2 separate regions of the Homo sapiens genome follow, and region 2 is linked to region 1. Evidence: read pairs that join two places in POLR2A ChIA-PET (ENCODE). Cell type or tissue: PC-3. All regions are shown on one strand. Each heading gives the region's core, and the rest is flanking DNA. Links, peaks and the distances in the headings are about the cores only. Region 1 overlaps PKP1 (plakophilin 1). Region 2 overlaps LAD1 (ladinin 1).

Region 1 (11,199 bases), core at 4,076-6,575:
CCTCTTTTCTGGGCCAGGTAAGCACCTGCCCTTCAGGATGCTGCCACCTCCCAGCCTTTGGCCCTCCTCTTCCCAGGGCTGGGAAGCACCTCCTGTTCCAGTGCATGGGGTGGCTCTGGGGCCAGCCAGCCTCTCCCTCCAACTTCCCAGTATAGGGTGGGGGGCATCTGGCCCAGTGGGATCTTCCTGACCCTCAAGGGTGCTCTTCTGAGGTGCTGGCTCGTCATCCAGGACTCCAGGAGTTATTTCATATCAGAACGGCCCCCTCAGCTTTCCCTCTTCATGATGAACCATCACTGGGACAATTGAACCAGCCTCTGGGTTTGAAAGCCAGGAGCTATGACCTCAGAACATGGAGCTCCTGGAGGGCAGAATGACCATGCCTTCCACTTCTCTGGGGCCATGGAAGGGAGATGGCTGAGGGCCAGTGGTCCTCCACCACTCGGGCTGTGAGAGCTGCGTCTGAAGTGGCAAACGCCTGCCAGGGATTTCCCTTCCAAAAGGAAACAGACAGGTCTGTGTATGAAACCTTAGGTTCTTGTTTCCAAACCCATCCTAGCAGTGTTCAGAGCTGAGAAAAACCTATTTCTCAGGTGTAGAGGGGGAAAGGTAAAACAGAAACATTTCGGAAAACCTGTTTTTTCCACAGTGCAGTAAATAGGCAAGGAGCAGGAAGTGGAGACAGAGCTGATGCAGGAGCTGGCATAGTTGCGTGTTGATGGAGCACCAGGTGTCGGCTAGGCGCTGGGCTGCACAAGTGCGTGTTGTCCCCACACCAGGCTTAGGAACTGCCATGGACCTGACCTTTGCAGGCAGGCTTAGAGCCTGGAGCCCAAGAGGCTAAGATGCCTTCTTTATCCCAGAATTGTGGCCTCACTGGAGAAAGAAGCATCTTCCCAAAAGACCCGCAAGCTACAAAGTTTTATAGGATATTTTCTACTTAGAAAAGTTGTCCTCAGTTATCCATAGACATTTGTTAATACTGGCATGATTGAAGTATGCTCACAGTTTCTGCTTTTCAAAGCTTATAAGGGATACTGACCATTATTAACCAGATCTCTGGGGAAGTCTCTACTCTGAGGATGGGCACCAAAACTTTTACTTTTTTTTTTTTTGAGACGGAGTCTCGCTCTCTCACCCAGGCTGGAGTGCAGTGGCGCAATCTCAGCTCACTGCAAGCTCCACCTTCTGGGTTCATGCCATTCTCCTGCCTCAGCCTCCCGAGTAGCTGGGACTATAGGCGCCCACCACCGTGCCTGGCTACTTTTTGTTTTTTTTGTATTTTTAGTAGAGATGGGGTTTCATCGTGGTCTCGATCTCCTGACCTCGTGATCCGCCCGCCTCGGCCTCCCAAAGTGCTGGGATTACAGGCATGAGCCACCGCACCTGGACTACATTTTTTTAACATTTAAAAAATTCAGGTGGCAACATGTACCTGCACTGGGCATCAAGGTGTTTATGGCTTCTGCTGTGCCTTCTCTCAGTGGACACTTAGCGACTTCAGTTCAGTAGCACTTAGCAAGTACCTTCTGGAGTTCTCACCTGGGTGGGCACTGCTGGTCTCGGGGTGCTGGTGATGGCATTGTGGGTGCAGCTCCCTCTGCCTTTGAGGACCCACAGTGAGGCACACCCACCACACTTCCTCCAAGGCCAAATGGGATTGCTCTGTGTCCAGGCGTCAAGGCTTCTGAGCAATGGGGCTGCTCTGCCCAAAGCAGTGTTCCAGGAAAAGAAAGGAGGGCCAGCCCAGGGTGGAACCCCCTGCTTCTCAGAGAAGGAGCCGTGCCCAGAGAGGTCAGGAGGCAGGGATCGACACTTCCCCTGCTGAAGTCCCATCTGTTGTGACTCAGGCCTCAGTGGTTCCCATGCTGACTCAGACTGCTGAATAAGCAGGCACCCCTACCCCTTTGGGAAGATTCTCGACCGCCTGGAGCCCTGTGTGCCCCATTCTCGGCAGCCTTGCTCGGGGAGCACCTGTGCTCTCCAAACCCCTAGAGAGGGTAGAGCAGAGCCGCTAAGCCACTTGCGAGGTGCCCCTTGTGATGGGTCAGCTCTGCCCAATATCCCAGTCCTGACTGAAATCCCAGCAAGATGAACAAGGGTCACTACATGCCTACTACATGAGAGCCCCTCATCTGGGCACTGAGTGGGGAGTGGCAGGTACTAGGCAAGTCGCAAATGGAACCTGTCTTTGAAAGACTTCTAATCAAGGTTCTTTCTCCAGCAAGCCCTCACCAGGCCTGAGAGGCACGAGGACTCCATGAAACTGTGCGTGCACTCCCTTTCATGAAAAGGGCCTTGGGAGATCACGCTGCTGAAGATGGCCCTGTTGGACACTGCTGGGTGTGTGACTTGGCAAGCAGACCAGGGTGTGTCTCGCTGGAGAACCGGTTTGGCCGGCCCCACCCTGCTGGCAGAAGCTTGGTTTCAAAATGGGCTAATAGCTGGGGACACAGACACTCTTTTCATCATACCCAGCTCCCAAGGAGTCCAGCAGCTTCTGTCTGTCCAGCTAGAGTTGGATAGAATTCTCTGGGCTCAACCACCCAGCTGCTTTGCTCAGGTCAAGCGGTAAAGGGAAGCATTCTGGACATCACAGCTGGACCCCATGCCGTGCACCGGCACAGGCTGCCTCACCCTGCCTAGAACGGCCCTACCTACCGCCAGCCCACTTTACTCATGGTGCCTTCTCTCTCTTCTGTGCCCTGGAGGCCATGGGAACTGCAGTGCTGTCAGCATCCTGAATCTCCACCCCTAGCACAAATTCTCACAGTCACAGTCCACCTTTCACTGAGCTCTTGCTGTGAGCTCAGCCCTGTTTTAGGCATCTTTGCCCTGGAGAGCTCAGGGAAATGACAGAAACCTACATTAGCAACTAGAAAACAAACAAGACCAGAGGCCCCTGGCTTTAAGGGCAAATAATTCCAACTCTGGTCATTATGGAGACAGGGCTGGGTTAGAACAGGCCTTTTGGAGATGACAGGTGGAGAAGAGGCCTTAGATAAATGTAGGATTTGGGAGGCTGCAGGTGAGGAAAAGCTGTCCAGGGTGGAGGAGCATCTGAACAGAAGCAGGGAGCCTGGGATGTGGCTGAGGTCATGGGGCAGCTTAGAGGGGTGTGCTGGGGAGGGGAAGAGATGGCTGGACAGGCAGGGTGGGGCTGGGCTGGGGAGTTTGTCTTGTAAGGAGCAGACACTGTAGGTTCTCCAGCACGGCAAGAGCTGATGAAAGCTTTCCCTAAGGAAGGTGGAGTGATGGCATCGCAAGGCAGGGACCAGAGCCCTGGGGGCTGGGCAGGGGCCAGTGGGGGGCACTGGAGTGGCCTGGTGGTAAGCTGATGGGACCCGGAGTCAGAGCCTGGGCAGTAGGGGTGTAAAAGAGGGGAGTCAGTAAGGACTCTCTAATGGAAGGACAGGAGGATGCCATCTCTTTTTGAATGGTTAGTTACTGCCCTATCCGATGATTTGGGCAAGCTGGAGCTTTTCCAGCTTTGGGGGCCACTCCACACTGAATGGCTCTCTCAAGGGGCAACTGGTCATATTCAGTTCTTTGAGGCCCTGGATCTGGGGCTTGTATTGCTTCACTGAGACTGTCTCCTTGCCTATAAAGGAGGGGTTGGCCTCTGAGAGCTTCCTGACTTAATGAGGGACAGGAATAGAGGGGAGCTTTCAGTGTGGGGTTAAAACACCCCACTTCTCCAAGAAGGAAGGGGAGAAGGGGAATTACACAAGCAGGCGGCAAAGCGGGGACTGGCTGGGGGGCTCCTAGCTAAAAGCAGCTTTTCCTGGCTCACCTCGGGCTGTGGGACCCCTCAAAAGCCCCACTGGTCTCCCAAGTGAAGAAACATGTCTCTCAGAATGCTCTGGATTTCTGTCTGGCTGTCCAGTCTAGCCTGCTGTCTGGCAGAGTGACCAACTCTGCTCTCAGGAAATTGAGTTTCCAGCCTCTGGAATGTTCTGATCCATGGGATAACCAGACAAGAGGTTGTGTGTGTGTCACTGTCCTTTGTATTCAAACAGCCAGACGCTGCCAGCAGATTGCTATCTGAGTGTGGGGGTGTGGCTGGGAGAGCCGGCATTGGCGGTGAAGCTCTCCCACCTGCAGCGGGCGCACGTGCACTGCCCGTGCATCCTCTTCTGGCTGCAGCTGCTCTCTCGGGACCTGGAAGACAGTGTTTGGAAACGTGTGGGGACATTTTGCAATGACTGTGAGGCATTACTAGCATTTAGAACCTGGAGGCTGGGGCACTAAACATCCTGCCATGCTTGGGACAGCCTATACAAAGAATTGTCCTGCCTCAGGTGCCGACAGCACCCAAGTAAAGAAACACTGCACCATTCATCATAAAGCCTGGCTTCACTCGAAGTGCCCCATCTGGGCAGACCATGCTCCTCCACTTTTCTGAGACATATTTAGACCCATTCTATGTCTGTGGGGTGAGACTAGCACGGGGCTCTGATACTGGTGCATACACTTTCCTGGGCTGTCTTGGCTTCCTGGGTTCATCCTCTCTCTTATGACACCTGGTATCCCATTTAGGTATGTCACAGGTGACATAAAATCTCTCCTTTAGGAGCCAAGTCCTAAGGCAGCCAGCCTGTGCCCAATCTAAGAGTCAGAGGGATATGATGTCCCTACCGAGCAAACACTCATATCGTGGACTGTCCTGAGTGCTTTACTAACATTAGTTCACTGGATTCTCCCAACAATCCTCTATGTTGGCTACAATTATACTAGTTTTACAGATGGAAAAACTGAGGCACGTTGGGCTTAAGTAATTGCCCAAGGCCACCCATTGGGCAACGACAAGGCCAGGCAGGCTGGCTCCAGAGTCTGTGTTCTTGACCTTGGGTCTTCCTCCAGTTTGTAGATCTCAGCCCAGTGAGCTGGAGGAAGCACCTGGATTCCCAGGCAGTTGCTGCCGTTTCAGCCTTCAAGGCTGCAGGCTTCATCCAGGTCCCAGGCCAATTTGTGCAGGGAGAGCTGGTGGCAGTTCACCTCCTTGTGCCTTGGAGGGAATCCAGGCCCCCTCATGGTACTTGGGGAGGACGGGGTCTGAGAGGAGGCTTTACTCCTGCTTGTCAAAGTGACAGCAAAGGGCCATGATGATGGGAGAGAGTCATACCCAGCTGTCCTCAGGCAGCACAGCCCACCAGCACCATGACACTAGGAGCTGGGGTGGGGTTCCCAGGAATGGGTGACGCCACTAGGGTGTGGCTGATGGTGGTAGGCTGGGAAATGCAGTCCCACGGGGATGTCTCTGCCTTCCCCACCTTGCCCGCTCCCCTGCAGGTGCAGCCAATGCCCATTCCCTGTGGGCAGCCCACCCTTGCTGAGACTTGGCAAGGCTGCCAGCTGCTCCTTTTCCCAGCACAGGAAAGCAAAGCCCAAAGCCTCTGAGAGGCTCAATCAGCATGATCACATGTTTGCTGGTTTTGGGCCAGGATGAGTGTTTGGGCTTCTCATTAGGTGTCTGAGATGACGTCCAGGCGTGTCGTTTATGGAGAACAAGGGTGCTCCTTGTTGCATTTCCATTTAAGGCTTAGCTGGCTCTTTGCCCTTTGGCAATGCTGGGCTTCCCCCTCCATGTTGTCATCTGCCACCTTCCTTCCCCTGAGAGGAGAATGGAGGGTGTGGCCATTTGTAAAGGCTTTCATGGCATATTTTGCCTGTAATCTGCAGGACACGCATTCCATACCCAGATGCTCAGAAAATTGCCCAGCTGCTCTCCCCATGCCTTGTGATTGTCCATCTATGCCTCTCCCAACAACCAGACACCAATTCTCTTTGGAGTAGGTTGGTTGACCCAGTTTGGGGAAGAAAATTATGCCTGCCTGAGTGCACAGCTGGGCGTGTGGGTGAAGGGGATGAGCAGGCTATTGCCAAGGTTAACAGTCTGTGGCTTCTGAGTTTTGGATGCAACTTCTGACTGGTGGTTTGACACCCAGTCTTTCTGGGAGCTCAAACCATGGGAGTTTCCTGCTGTCTGTGACTCCCTGCAGAGATGAAAAAGGACCAAGTCGAGTGCCAGCCCCTCCCCAGCTTGTGTGGCTAGATCTGGTGCAGAAGGGAATTACCCAGTTGCCTAACGACCTCCCCTACACACACATACTCTCTCTCTCTCAGGGAGGGGCAGGGGTGGGCGGGCAGGCCCTAGGTTGCTGGGTTTGGCCCTGGCCCATCCCAGCAAAGGTGAGTCCCAAGTCAGCACCTGTGTGGAGATGTTTTTTTATCATACTCGATGTTGATCCTCTACTATGAGAACAAGTTGGAGCAGGCCAGACCCACCAGCTTGTGAGCTCCTGGGAAAGTCCTCCTCGGACAGTTCTGTTCCAGAACTGATTCGCACCAAGTCTCCAACCTCACAGGCCCCTCCCAAGGAGGCCGACTCCCCACTTGGGCTCACACAGAGCTCATGAGGCACCTCATTGTCTGTTGTATGTTTTTGTGCCGGATTGAGCCTCTGCCCAGCTTCTCCCCATTGCCAGCCTGACAACAAAGCCCAGGAGGCCCTCCCTGTACCCCACCTTGCAGCCCCAGGCCTGCCTCCATGTGTGCACGCAGGCCCCTAGCTCACAGTCCCTTGTAAAAGGGCCCAGGGAGCAGGAATATTGTCCCTCTTTGGCCTTTGAGGTGACCTGTTACCCTTTGCTTCTTGCCCTGGAAGAGGGGAGGCAAGATGAAGAGTTTAGCAGAAAAGAACAGTAGAAAACAGTCCTGGCCAGAATAGAAGTTTCTGTGTGCTGAGTATAAGGGGCCCAAGAAGGCTGGCTGTGTGAGAAGCTGCTGGTGTCTGGGAATGGCATAGGGCTTGGAGACCCAGACTCAAGTCCAGGTTTTGTCCTTTCCTCACCGAGTGACTACTAGAAGGTCACTCTTCTCTGGGCCTCCAACTCCCCCTCCTGGACTGTACCATGTGGGACCAGATCAGAGGTTGTCAAACTTTTTTGACAGCAATTCACAGTAATAAATGCGAAGGATTGTTCTGCCTCAGGTGCCGACAGCACCCACGTAAAGAAACACTGCACCATTCGTCATAAAGCCTGGCTTCACTCGAAGTGCCCCATCTGGGCAGACCATCCTCCTCCACTTTTCTGAGACATATTTAGACCCGTTCTGTGTCTGTGGGGTGAGACTAGCATGGGGCTCTGATACTGGTGCATACACCTTTCCTGGGCTGTCTTGGCTTCCTGGGTTCATCCTCCCTCTTATGACACCTGGTAGCTCCTTTAGGTATGTCACGTATGTTGCAACCCAGTACCCATACACTGTTTCACAAAACAATGTGTGACTTTACTACCTGCACTGCACTCTGATATTTTATATTCCAGGATATATTATTCTATTCCATCTTTTTAAAAATGATGGCCATAGTCTTCTAAATTGATTTTATAATCCACAATGGGTCACAGCCTGCAGTTAGAAAAGTAATATATCAGATGATGGCTCAGGTTCCTTCCACGCCAAACATTCTGGGATTCTGTAAGCGTTATTATGGGGGCTGGGGAGGGCTGTATCTCATGCCCTGCTGGATCCAGGACCCCCATTTAGGAACCTTGACTGAGCTTTTCTCCCTTTCCCTGGCCAGATCTACAATGGAACCCTCAAGCGGGAGCCTGACAACAGGCGCTTCAGCTCCTACAGCCAGATGGAGAACTGGAGCCGGCACTACCCCCGGGGCAGCTGTAACACCACCGGCGCAGGCAGCGACATCTGCTTCATGCAGAAAATCAAGGCGAGCCGCAGTGAGCCCGACCTCTACTGTGACCCACGGGGCACCCTGCGCAAGGGCACGCTGGGCAGCAAGGGCCAGAAGACCACCCAGAACCGCTACAGCTTTTACAGCACCTGCAGTGGTCAGAAGGCCATAAAGAAGTGCCCTGTGCGCCCGCCCTCTTGTGCCTCCAAGCAGGACCCTGTGTATATCCCGCCCATCTCCTGCAACAAGGACCTGTCCTTTGGCCACTCTAGGGCCAGCTCCAAGTGAGTGCTGCTGGGCTGGGTTGGGGAGCCAGGAGGGCCAGTGGGGAGACACACCCTTAGCCTGACTGCACCCTGCAAAGGGCTCCTGGGATGACAGGAGAGACATAGCTTCTGTCCCTGGGGAGTTCATTGCCCCTGGTGTAATGGACTCCCTAATGGGGAGAACCTGGCCCCATGGGCCCTTGAACTCAAGAAGTTCTTAGTGTGAAGGTGAAACAGACATTGACTGTGTAGGTTTTAAAGGTCACAGTTTATGAACAGAAAGAGGCTAATAGTTCTCAAAGTGTGTTCCTCCAACCAGCAACATCAGCATCACCCAGGAATTTGTTAGAAATGCTCATTTGGGGACCCACCCAGACCTATTGTCTCAGAAACACTGGGAGAGGGGCCCAGCAATGCATATATTAACAAGCCCTTCAGTGATTCTGATTTACACTAGAGTTTGAGAACCTCTGATCTTAGGCATGTAAATCTCTATCCATGTTCTGAAAGAGCAAAGGAATATGCCCCGGTATGGACGACGGGAATAGAATGGGTTTCAGGTTACGTTATAAGACAGGTAAATCCAAAGGACAAATAGGACAAATAGACATAAAAACTGAGGGACATGGCCTGGGTGTGGTGGCTCACGCCTGTAATCCCAGCACTTTGGGAGGCCGAGGCAGGAGCGGGTAGAGGGTGCTTGAGCTCAGGAGTTTGAGACCAGCCTGAACAACATGATGAAACCTTGTCTCTACAGAAAAATACAAAAATTAGCCAAGCATGGTGGCGGGTGCCTGTAGTCCCAGCTACTCAGAAGGCTGAGGCAAGAGAATCACTTAAGCCCGGGAGGGGGAGGTTGCAGTGAGCTGAGATAGTGTCACTGCACTCCAGCCTGGGCAACAGAGTGAGACCCTGTCTCAAACAAACAAACAAACAACAACAACAACAACAAAAACCCTGAGGGACTTCATGGGGCTTCATGATCTACTGCTACAGAACAGAGCACAACTCCTGTGCATACATGTGGAAGGCCATCACCCAGAGGAAACAAAGGAGACCAAATGGGGTGCCCCGTTAGGAGCCATAGACGCAGAGGTGTCGTGAGTGACACTGAGCCTGCCCTTCAGGGCTGGGGGCTCCCTGAACCTTTGAACTGTCCTTCATCACCACCTACTGCTCTTGTTATTTATTTATTTGGCAAATGTTTGCCGACCATCTACTACATGCCAGGCTCTTTGACAAGTGCGGGAGACACAGCCATGATAGGGACAACCCAGAGCTGTTCTGGAGCTACACAATTAACTCCTTTTCTGAGAGCCTCAGGAGCTTTGCATTCTTCATCTTTAATCCTCACACCCGCCACCAGGCAGGCATGAGTATTCCTGAGGAGAAAACAAGGCACAGAGATGTTAAGTAGTTTGTCCAAGGCCACACAGCTGGCTCTCCATCCTGTGCTCTTCCCTACTGGTACCACACTGTTCTGAAAATAAGCAGAACCCCGTTATAGAGCTAGACGTTTCCGAACTACCTGATGGCCGTAAGGCGTATTTAGGATGATCTGGAGAAGAACTAAGAAACCTCTCTGTCTTGGAGGCTGATCAGGGCAGCCTCTGGCTTCAGCTCATTGTCCCAACCAGAGGCCCTGAGTGGAGGTTCTAGGTGAGATATGGAAGGGATGAGTGTCAAGCCATTTTGGGGTGACATTTTACTGATGAATGCAGGGTGACATTCTCTCAATGCAGGCAGCAGTACTACTTACCCAGTGCCAGAGAACTCTGCACCTCGGGTGGTTTTCCTAGAAATGAAGTTGGGCTGCTATAGCTAAAACCATGGGTATTTATTGACCACCAAGTATGTCAAAGCATAAGGATAGGGCTCCCTCTTTGAATGCTGGACACAGCCAGTCACCACCCTGTGACTCTACACCAGGGGAGCTGGAGAGGTTCTTAGAAGAGAGGTTTCCCTTCCCTAGGAAGGCTTCACAGATGTGGGGCATCAGCAGGGCCAGTGGTGTGCCTTGAGGCATGCCTGAGACCTGGCCAGGGTACAGTGAAGGGGACAGTCTTGCTGGAGCAGACCCTGGATAGGGGCTGGGGAATGTTCATAGTGGAGCCGGGTTATTAGGTTAAAACATATGAAATTTCTGGTTTTATGGCTGAAAAAAGGTTGACTACAGACATTTCCTATGATTCAACCTAATACCTGCCCTTGGACATCAGGCTAAGCTGTTTAAACTTGAACCTGAAGTATGGAGAAGCCGCTGATGGTTTCTGAGCTAGAGAACAACACAGTGAACTGGGTTTTAGAACCACTTATCTAGTAAAAAGGGTATGAAATTTTAGATGGGGGAACTTGAGGAAGAAAGCCAAATATGGAAGTCCCTTGCTGCCTTTAAAGTGATCAAGATCAGGAAATTGGTGGCTATAAGAATGGGAAGAAAGGCTAGATGTGAACATTTTTGTGTAAGAGCCAGCTGGACTTGGGGATGGATAGATGGATGGATAAATGGATGGATGGATGCATGGATGGACAGATGGACGGACAGACGGACGGATGGATGGACAGATGGATGGACGGATGGACGGACGGACGGACGGATGGACGGACGGATGGATGGATGGATGGATGGATAGGATCATGGCCATTGTCTTCCATTTTCCTAATACCAGACACAAACAAGAGAGATGGCAAGGTAGGTGGGAAGCTTCCCCTCAGGGAATAGGGAGGAGTTTTTCCTCAGTGGAGAGATAACATACCTGCTAGGACATTAACTGTGACCAGGGGCTCACTATTCTCACATGGGGCAAATCCAGTGGGTGTAGCCTTCCCTCCTCTGGAGGAGAGGAGCTGTTCCCAGGGGTATTCTCCAAGTGGGCCTGGGCTGCCTTGTTCTGGCTCTCCAGAGGGCAGATGAGGCTGTGGCAGCTTAGTGTGCTGGGAGGAATTCTGAGCCCCCTCAGCAGGGCTCCCAGCCCACCCCGTAACCACCCCCACTGCCTATTCTTCACAGGATCTGCAGTGAGGACATCGAGTGCAGTGGGCTGACCATCCCCAAGGCTGTGCAGTACCTGAGCTCCCAGGATGAGAAGTACCAGGCCATTGGGGCCTATTACATCCAGCATACCTGCTTCCAGGATGAATCTGCCAAGCAACAGGTAGCTGGTTGCATACCTTCCTCCTTGGTGGGCCTGCGGAGGGCCTGGGTGTGTCAGCCTGACTCCGCTTTTAGAGATG
Region 2 (9,748 bases), core at 5,846-8,345, 75 kb after region 1:
TGTCTGACCATGCACATGCACTTGTATGTTCAAGGCTGGCCCATTGCAGGGTTTGGTAGATTATGAAAATGAAAGAGACAGGAGGAAAGCAAGCCAGTAAGCAGCTGAGCTGACTCTCCCCTCCATCTCTTTCTCCGAATCTTCACAGCCTAGGTCCTGCTTGGCTCTGAAGCAGGAATGGTCCTCCTCTGGAGCAGGCCCTCCCCTCCTCCATGACCCCCCCTGGCACTTAAAGATCTTGCCCATTCATGATCCACACTCCTCTGTTTCTCCGTGGGCAAAGAAAGCAATCTCGCTATTCTCTGCCCCCTTCTCCCATCACCCAATCATGTGTCCCGCCTTCCCAGTCCTCAAACTCTTCTCTCAATCCCTCTGCCTTGGGAGCTACTATGCTGCCTCCACCACTAATGTCCTTGAAAGGGTCCTCTGCGCAGGGGACTGCCATTTGCTCCACACCCATGCTGCTGTCAGACTCTTGTCCCATCACTCAGCTGACTCCATCCCCTCCATAGTTCCCTGTGGCCTCTGAGTCCAGTGGCCTTGATTGCCCTGCCACGTGGGCCTCCACACTGCCAGCACATCTGTGGCAGGGCAAGCTGAAGCCAACCGCCCGCTGGCCAGCATTGTGGGACTGAGGACCACCACAGGGAAGCAGGGGCACTTTGTAGAGAGACAGGCAGATGGAGGGGACAGATTCCCGAGGGATAGTGAGGAAGGAGTCAGGCTGTCAAGAAAGTGGGGGGAGCCCCATCATCTCTCTCTCCCATTCTAGCCCACGAAGCAGGGCCCAGCCTTGCCTTGGGTCCTGGCCTGGAGTAACGTAGAATTCGGAATTACTTTTCCCAAACCCTTTTTTAACTTGAGGGTGGGTTACTGTTCCTTGTAAGCCCAATAACCTTTCAAACAGACCACGGTTTATTTGCATGGATGCCTAGAAGAGGGATCTGGGCACCTAGGTCACTACTGAGCCCCATGGGAAAAGCCCAGTAGATCCTTGGTGTCACAGGCCACACGTGTATGGCTTCGAATTGTTCTAAGGCAGGAGCTTCGTTCAGAGCGCTGTGAGACAGCCTCTCAGATAAGGAAATCCAGCCCCCATGCAGCAGCCACTCCTGGGCATAGTAGGGTTACTCTTAGCCCATTTTTTTTTTATATCCCTGTCCTTTCAAAGGGATGTAAAGAGAAAACAAAGCCAGAGTGGAATGGGAGGCTTATGCTGAAACAGTGCATGTAAATTTGAGGATCCACAATAGGACGGGCCACTTGTGGGGCACAGGGCCCCTGTGGCAAGACAGCAGGAGGGTGCAGCCCGGAGTGGTGTGTGGGAGCCCTGTTCTGTCTCCAGAAGGTGCCCAATGTCACCCATCCAGAGGCCTCCCCACCCGCCTGGACACCCAGTCGCTACCACTCATCTATCCCCAGCTGAGGTCATCTTGGGCACACCCTGGTCTCCTTGTTTACTGGCTGCGTCCCCAGTAGGAACGAGGGCAGGGCCCTCACGTGCTGGATTCACAGGGGAGGGGGCTGTGCTGTAGCACCCCGACATTTCCCCTAGCAGTCAGCCCTCACTGGGCACCCCAGGGGAGGGGGGTGCAGGCATGAAGGGCCCTGCTGAGGCTGCAGCTGCAGGAACAGGCCCCTCAGTGTCTTCCTAGGCTCTTACTCCACGGTCAGGCCCTGCCAGGTGAAGGCCTCCAGGAGCCTCTCCTCTGTGTGGGGACAGTTTTGTTTACTGGAAAAGTTCACCTATCATGGCATGAACATATGAAAGTTCTCTGAGGTCATCTGCTTGAAGTTCAGAGAAGGAAAATGGCTCAGGGTCACACCTGAGGTCTGGGCAGAGCCAGAGCTGTTTAGATGTCCCGAGGCTTAGGCAGGACTCAATCCGTTCCTCGGCCCTGCCCCAGCCTTGTCCTCCAACTCTCGGCTATGAAGTTGGAACACTCACAAAGCCCCAGCACTAGCAGTGGGTGGGAGGTGCTCGGGGCAGGGACCCCAGGTCCCGATATCCCTCACTCAGGCACAGGAGACTCACTGACCAGAGGTGGGTCAGCCTGGGGCACTGGGACCTGAGCACGGATGGCACTTTGAGGGCCTGTCCCCTGGGGCACAGATCTGAGGAGCCCTCACCCAGAGTCACAGAGTAGGGCTAGGGCTCATCCCCCACACACTTGGGGAACTGGACTGGTGATACCCCCTTAGGAGCCGTGTTAAGGGTCGTGTTCCAAAAAGACCTGGAGCTTCCCCAGGCATGCAAAGGGGGAATGGGCAGGGGGCTCTGCACCTGGCCACATCCCCAGCTGATTCTGGGTAAAACTAGGGCAGTCAATCAAGATGGAGAGTTCTAATGATTTAAATTTTTGAAAAGTTGTAAACCACAGCTTTAAGGGGTTAACAGGGCACCAGGCTGATGTTCCTAGCTTGGTTGGTTCTAGATTCTCTGATGGTTCACCATGCTCCAAGCTCATAGGAGCCATGAGGTCCAGAGCATGGGGGTGGGGGTTGGAGGGGGCTTGTGGGGAAGGAGGGTAGGCCTGGCCCTGTATGTGGCAGTTCCCAGTCACCAAGCTAGGACTGCTGAGTGGCAAGCCACCACCTTAATGTGAGAAGAGGGGGGATGAGGAAAATGATGATCCTCCTCACACACTTCAGGTGACCTCTGCTAGAAAGCAAGGCCTCCAGAGAGGAATTCGCTTCTAAGGTCTCATCAGTCTCTTACACCTGAGAGTAAATGAGTTTATCAGATCCTTCCTGAGAACAGGTTTTTCAGAGAAAGGGTAAGTGGTTGCACACAAAAAGGCACTTAGCTCCTGGCCATGGCAGCCGGCCAGGGAAGGGAGGGGAGAACCAAGCAGGGAGACGGGGCACAGGGAAGACGCACGGCAGCTCCTTCTCCCCTGGCCAGAGCGGGCCTCAGTGGCTGGGAGCAGGCCCCAGGGACAAAGATGGGTGGGTCCAGGCCTCAGAGAAGGGGGACATCATAGACAAAGAGGCACTTGCTGGGAGCCGATGAGACAGGTGACTCTGGAGTTCTTGAGGGGCGCCGTGCCCTGACTGTGGATGTGAGCAGGAAGGAGCAGAGGTCTCTGGGCAGGACATAGGCCCCATAGTGCTGATGTGCACTTGTGCTGTGACCTGGGCAGAGACTGGGTCCCAGCATCTGTTGTGCCTGCCGCAGGGTGAGAAAGTCCCAGCCCCAAGAGGCTGGGCTGGGAAGGAGCTGGCTGAGTCTTGCAAATATTCCTGACCCCAGGGACCCTGGCCAAACAGATCCACAGGCAAAAAGGGAACAGGGACAATGAGAGGAAAGGGTGCTGCTGTGAGAGGCAGGGGCCTGGCATGAGGGAGGTCCCTTGAGACGAAGACTTGCAGGTCTGTCTTGGCGGGGCTTGTCACACCTGTGGGGCAAAGAGCTGTTAGCACAAGTCAATGGGGTGTCAGGGATGGAAGGGGAAGGGGGCCACTGGATAGGAAGGCATCCCTTTGCCCAAGCCCCACACCCACAAGGAGTCAGAGCCCTGTAATCTGCCAGCTGAAGAGGGAGGGGCTCTGCAGAGCTGCAGGCAGCACAACCAGGTGAGGGCTCAACCTTGTTCTCACGGTTGGCTCAGACCAATCTGCATGAGCAGGGATGGGGGCGTTCTGGGTGGACTGCGCGATTGCAGGCCAATTAGTGTGTGCACACGGGGACGATGGGGTCTCCCACAGTACACCGTGGCCCTCCGCCGTAGGGCCAGGCTCCTCCCCACCATTCACCTCAGCGTCCAGCGAGGAGTCAGATTTCTGTCCCCACTGAGTCCTCTCGGTTGCAGATGATGCTTTCTGTGCCTCCTGATTGAGGGTATCAGGGTGGAGACCAGAGACTAAGACCAGGCTCCAAAGGGCTCGGGATACCCCAGGCCCAGCTCCCAGCCCAGGATGTCCTTTCTCTTCCCAAAAGAGAAAAGGAACCCAGACCCACCCCTCCTCTCTGCCAGAGTCTGACCCACACACCCATCTATTCCCGACTGCCTCCACTCCTGAAATGACTCCTCCTCTCCCGAAATGACTCCTCCTCTCCCGAAATGACTCCTCCTCTCCCGACTGTCCCTCCTCTGTCCCCAGTCATCCCACCACAAAGGCTCCACAGTAAGAGACATCAGGGAGGGTGAGGATACCTGGGGGTCCTGATCTCCAGATTCCTGGGTCCTGCTGATCCACAGGTTGAGCCTTGATGTCACAACCCCTGAGAGCCTCAAGTTCTCCTAAAAAGAGAACTTTCCATCTCAGGGTTTAGGGCCCTTGGCAGCAGCGAGGCATGTTCAGAGGCCCTGGAATGGGATAGGACTCTCCCTCACTCCCCTATGCATCCAGCACATGCCACATATACCTGGGACAGCCCCCTCCCCTTCCCCCAGGGAGCTGTGTGCCCAGCTAAGGAGATGGGCTCAGGAACGTGAATGGGAACTCAAATGGAGGTTCTGCCAACATTAATTGACACATGAAAACAGTTTTCTAGCATTGCCACAGCCAAGATTTGGGTTTTGGAGACGTCAGGGCTAATCACCCTAAGGACCCTGTGGGGCCTGAGCCCCTCACCTTCCGGCTGGAGGCTGGTTCTGCTCGGCTCTGGCCCGCCAGTTCCTTCTCAAAGAGGTGGCGCTTGCTGGCTACACCCACAGGAGCCACGAATAACTCAGTGCAAGGCAGACCCCGAGACTTGACAGATTCTGATCTCTGGGAACCAAGAACACCAACAGCTGACCCATGCTGGGGAGGGGAAAGGGCCATGCCCACTACTCATCCTGCACCCTCCGCCCCTCAGGAGAAGCCCCCACCCACCCGTATGGCCGTGTGGTATCTCTCCAGCTTCTCTCCCAACTTCACTGTGTTGTCTGGGAGCTTCATGCTGGCACTGCAGGATGGAAGATGGAACAGGCGAGCCAAGTGAGACACCCAGGGAGACCAGGCCTGCCCCCAGGGCCTGAGGAGCAGCCCCATCACACGTTCTCATTGTGGCCAAGAGAATGTGGCCCTCCATCACACAGCAGGCTGTGTTGACTTGGCCAACATGAGGAACTTACAGACGCCAGGGATTTCCCTCCACTTCCAAGAAACGTCCCATTCAATAGGACATCCCTTCTCCCCCATACCTTGTCATTTCCACTGCAAAACACCTCCCAAAGCAGGTCCTTCCTTTCCGTCTTCCCCATCACAGCAATCGCCACTTACCTGCTCTCCCAGCCTGCCACCGTGAGCTCTCCACATGGCTGCTCCTACCTCAAATCTGATCCTGTCCTTCCAGCTCAGACCCCATAGGCCTTGGCACAGCATACAAGGCTCTAGTGATCTGGGCCCTCCCCTTCCCTCCCCCACAGTATGCCTGTGTGCCAGCCAGCTGGACACCATGCTCTTCACTCTGCCTTTTTCACATGCTGTTCCCTCTATTTAAAATGCTATTCCTCCAGTTTTACATGAGCAAACTTCCTGCTAGTTCATGGAAAATCAATTGCTCCATGACACCTTCCCCAGCTCTCACAGGCTGAGCAGGTGCAGCTACTCCTGAGCTCCTAGCCCTGGGTTCATATTCCTGTGTCCCTGTCCCTCCCTGGTTGGCCAGTATGTAATGTTCTCATGTTTGAGAGAGCTGCTATAGGTTTGCTGGGTGGGTGTGAGTTGCTTGAGGACAGCAGCTGTGTCATTTGTCTTTGTACTCCTCCTCCTCCACCCCCACCCCAGCCCCCAGGCCTAGCCTAGTGTAGTAGGCTCCAGTAAATGTTCATGGGGCAGATGAATACAGCATGAGTGGATGACATTCCTAATACATAAGCACATCTGCTTCTCAGATCCTATTTCAGTTTTGCTTTTTTTTCAAAGCATAGTCCTCAGGCTTCTTGCATCAACACCAGCGAGCCCAGGAATCCTTGTTAAACCTGCAGACCCACAGCCCCCCAACCAGGCCTGCTGGAGCAGGGGCTTCCCCTCCCTTACACTGTTCGTGGTCTCCCTCCCAGAAAGCCCCCTTTCCCTGTCCTAACCTCAAGGCTAAACCCTCATCCCCCTTTGGGGCCCCACCCAAGCCCTGCCTCCTCTGAGCAGCTCTCCCTGATCCTTCCCCATCCTTGTTCCATCTTATCCCGCCTGAGTTCATCCTGTTAATCCCATCCCCCTGCCAGATCTGGAGCCCTGGGCAAGGACTGCACCTTCCCCTCATGTGCCCTACCGCACAGCCTGGCACAAGGAGGGCGGGTGCAGGTACTCAGAAAATAGCCTGAACATGGCCAAATAGAAAGAACCAGAGCCTCCAGGCCCCCCACCTGCGAGTTAGGGTTGTTTCCGAGTTTTCTTTCTTGGGTTTCATCTGAAATGAGAAGGAAAGGCATTGTTGTGTGGGAGTCCCCGGGAAATCGGTGGCCCCCTCGAGTGAGGAGCCCAGCTCTCAAGACATGTCCTCCTCCTCTTCAGACCTCCCACCCCTTCTACCAGGGGTCAACCCCACCAAAGAAATATGTGGACAAGCCTTCGTTAAAGATCCTTGTTTGTATCTGGAAGACACAGGTTCCCACCCACTAATATGGGTCAGAAGACTTTCTTCAGACTTCCTTCGCAGGGCACCTGTAACCACCTGTTTCCTATCTGCCTCCCACTGCCCATGAGCTCTGTGGGGGCACCAGTCGCTATTGGGCCACCTCTCCAGGGCCTGGCACACATTAGAGGCATGATACCCAATGATTGAGTGAATGACCCAGTGAACAGAAGAACCAAGAATAAACACCAGGACAAAGCAAGACGAGATTTCCCCAATCCACATAGTTTGTACTATTGGGAGAGTGGCAGGGCAGGGAGCAGTAGGAGAGCCTTGCTGCTCTCTGTTCCTCCCCTCCCCTCCTAGACAAGTCTCCTAGGTGAGGCCAGGAACTGATGAAGGCAGGTGTGGACCTCCCTGCAGCCCAGGGCCAGCCCTGCCTGTCCGGTCTTCATGCAGCCCTGGCCTTGCCCACTAGGTGGGGCTGCTCATGCTTACTGGCACCTACCCCCCAGGTTACTAACCTGTTCTCCTCTGCTGAATACAACCTTGTTTGTTCAGGGCCACCCATGGGAATCCAAAGCTCCTCTCTATCCAGGGGACCTTCCTACCTAACCTACGGCTCCTATGTTGTAATGGATGCGGGCTTCCTCCACTTGCCCTCCAGTGGCTCGCAGACCAGGGTGCCCAGGGCTCTCACCCGAAAGGAGATGGTCCTGGGGCTGGAGCGTTTGAGGGAGCTGCTGTAGGTTCGCTGTGTGGGTGAGGACATATCTGCCTCTTCCTCCTTGCTGGGGATTTTCACCTGGATGGAGCAGGGGGAGTGTCACATAAGAGGTCTAGGGCCCATCAAGCCGGGGCAGCCATAAACCCCATGGCTCACCCCAGGAGCTGCAGGAAGAGGGGAGAATGAGACAGCCCTGTGCCTTCTCTCCTGCCTCCTTCATCTGCTGTGGGAGTGGCTCACAGACAAAGTCCCTTGGGGCCAGGGCACCAGGCAGAGCTTTCCAGGGGAGCTTCTAGAAGGATCTGAGGCTCCCCACTAGTCTGCCGGGGTCCTGGAGCCCAGGCCCTGGATGAGGATATGGTGGGGGGCACCAGATGCTCCCTGCCCCACAGCTGGTGCCCCTTTAAGCTCCAGCAGCCTGCCCCATCTCAGCCTCCCTGCTCTGACCATGGCTAGAAGCAGGCAGGGAAAGAAGAGACTTCCAAGGCCAGCCTGCAGGTAGGAGGATGGAGGCAGCCAGGGAACCAGGGACTACCTGGGTGGGACTGGCCGGCAGTGCCAGCCAGGTGGCAGAGTAGAAGGGTGGGAGGGACGGGACACTGCCAACCTGGAGTGTGACGGGTGGGAGGCGGGAGGCCACAGTCGGAGGGTCTGAAGCCCCCTGCTTTGCCAAAGAGGGCAGGTTCTTCCCAGGGAGGGCCCTTCCTCTCTGCTCCTTGGTGGTGGCTGGGCTTCCCCCAGAGGCTGGCGGCTCCTGCGCCAGGGGCTGCTCTGAGGCTGTGGCCCTCTTTGGGGCCGGCTTAGCATCTGCAGTTGGGCTCTTCTCTGAGGCCAGTGCCTTCTCAAAGATGGAAGCTTTCTCAGACACCAGCCTCCTTCCTGAGCCCAGTGCCATCCCTGGGGCCAGCGACTTCTCAGAGACACTGGTTTTTTCTAGAACAGACTTCTTCTCTGAGCTGTTTCTTTTCTCTGACACTGCTATCTTCTCTGATAGAGATGTCTTCTCTGAGGCCAGCACCTTCTCAGAGATGGAGGTTTTATCGGAGACCAGGCTCTTTTCAGGTGCCGTCTTCTTTGGCATGGAGGACTTCTCCAAGACTGGGGACTTTTCTGGAACCCCTTTCTTCCTCTCTTCTGGCTCCCTGCCCACCAAGCTCTCCTCCTCCAGGGCCCAGGGGCCCCGCTGTTCCCGACTCAGTCTCCGGCGAGGTGGGATTTCCAGTTCCTTCTTGGAGACTAGGGGTTTCTGTGTGGCCTGCACAGGGCTCAAGCTGTTCCTCCCCTCCTCTGCCTCCAGCCTCTCCTGGATGGGGGCCTGTGCAGCCTCCACCACCTGCCGCCTCTGCCTCCGCTCCTGCCGTGTTCTGAGGATGCTCTGGATGTCCTCGTCCTCATCTTTGGAGGCTGGGGGCAGTGGCTTGGGCACCTCTGCTTCTTCCACGCTCGGTAGTCTGAATCAGAAGATGGGAGACAGAATCAGAGGATAGAGGTGGAAGATACCCTAAGTATACCTAACCCAATGGAGATGCTGCCAGGGCCACCAAGGAGGAGGTGAGGATGTCAGGCCCTGGCCTCCCCGGCTCACCACCACCTTTATCCACTCGATATATTGCACTTCCAAGGTATCATCTGAGCAAAGCACACTATGCTTTTTAAAAAGCTTATAAATTCCTATGAAGTCCAACGACTCCATGTTCAGACGTAGTCAACAGACTCTGAATAACTGCTTTAATATGTGCCAGAGCCTGCTTGGGGCATTGGGGATCAAAAGGAATAAGCACAGTCTCTGCCCCTTAGATCTTAGATCAAGACTAGAGATGTCCAGGGATTTTGTCAAGGTCACACAGCTGATTCGTGGGGGAGCTGGGAGCAGAACCTAAGTCTTCCGATGCACCATTCCACACTCCTGTCAGTCTTGTGGGTGCAGCCAAGACTAGGTGACAGCCACAGGTACTGGTGCAGCCCAGCTCTGGACATCCTCCAGAGTCTGCTGCCGGGCAAGGCTGGGGGAGGGGAGGACAGGAGAGGAGAGGGTCATCACAGCCCTGTTCTCCCTTCTTGGGGGACCCAAAGAAACAAAAGTAACATGAGAGGATTGTCCATAACCCACAGCACCTGGCCTCCAGCAAAAGGAGATTATTTTCCTTCCTCATCACCCTGCTCTCCATGTGCTTTCAGGCAAGTTAACTTACTGTCGGAGCCTCAGTTTTCACATCTACAAACTGGGCTTGTTAGGAAGCAAAATGAGACTCATGAGGGTGCCCAGGACAGTCCTGGCATGTAGGTGGCATTCAGTAAACCCCAGGCTCTTCCCCCACCTCATAATCCCAAAATCTAGATGGCAAAACTAGCCCCAAGGTTCTTCTCCTCAGAAGTAAATTATAGGCCGGTGCAGCGGCTCACACCTGTAATCCCAGCACTGGGAAGTTGAGGCTGGTGGATCACCTGAGGTCAGGAGTTCAAGATCAGCCTGCCCAACATGGTGAAACCCCATCTCTCCTAAAAATACAAAAATT

What was found. ChIA-PET counts read pairs that join two places held together with the same protein. Peaks named below come from ENCODE experiments on the same cell type or tissue, not always from the same donor. Only the 100,000 strongest peaks of a DNase experiment are listed, where the experiment ranks them.
Region 2: POLR2A ChIA-PET joins it to region 1 with 10 read pairs; 6 of 35 experiments call an interaction of 5 or more read pairs at or near these places.

The regions. Positions count from the first base shown.
Region 1 is chr1:201,305,578-201,316,776 of GRCh38, forward strand. It overlaps PKP1 (plakophilin 1), which reads left to right. Exons shown (of 14, transcript NM_001005337.3): 3 at 7,589-7,983; 4 at 10,976-11,120. Among named protein-coding and RNA genes, the nearest start is that of PKP1, 28 kb to the left of the region's middle. In PC-3, for the core only: a CTCF peak has its summit at 4,108; a DNase peak (open chromatin) is centred at 5,534; H3K4me3 peaks cover 322 bases; H3K27ac peaks cover 2,500 bases.
Region 2 is chr1:201,378,496-201,388,243 of GRCh38, forward strand. LAD1 (ladinin 1) reads right to left here. Exons shown (of 10, transcript NM_005558.4): 3 at 7,840-8,683; 4 at 7,206-7,310; 5 at 6,297-6,340; 6 at 4,822-4,894; 7 at 4,579-4,716; 8 at 4,158-4,244; 9 at 3,757-3,831; 10 at 2,338-3,398. The coding sequence ends at 3,393. Among named protein-coding and RNA genes, the nearest start is that of TNNT2, 5.7 kb to the left of the region's middle. RefSeq lists an enhancer at 1,028-1,791. In PC-3, for the core only: a CTCF peak has its summit at 6,990 (motif pointing right); a DNase peak (open chromatin) is centred at 7,006; H3K4me3 peaks cover 574 bases; H3K27ac peaks cover 913 bases.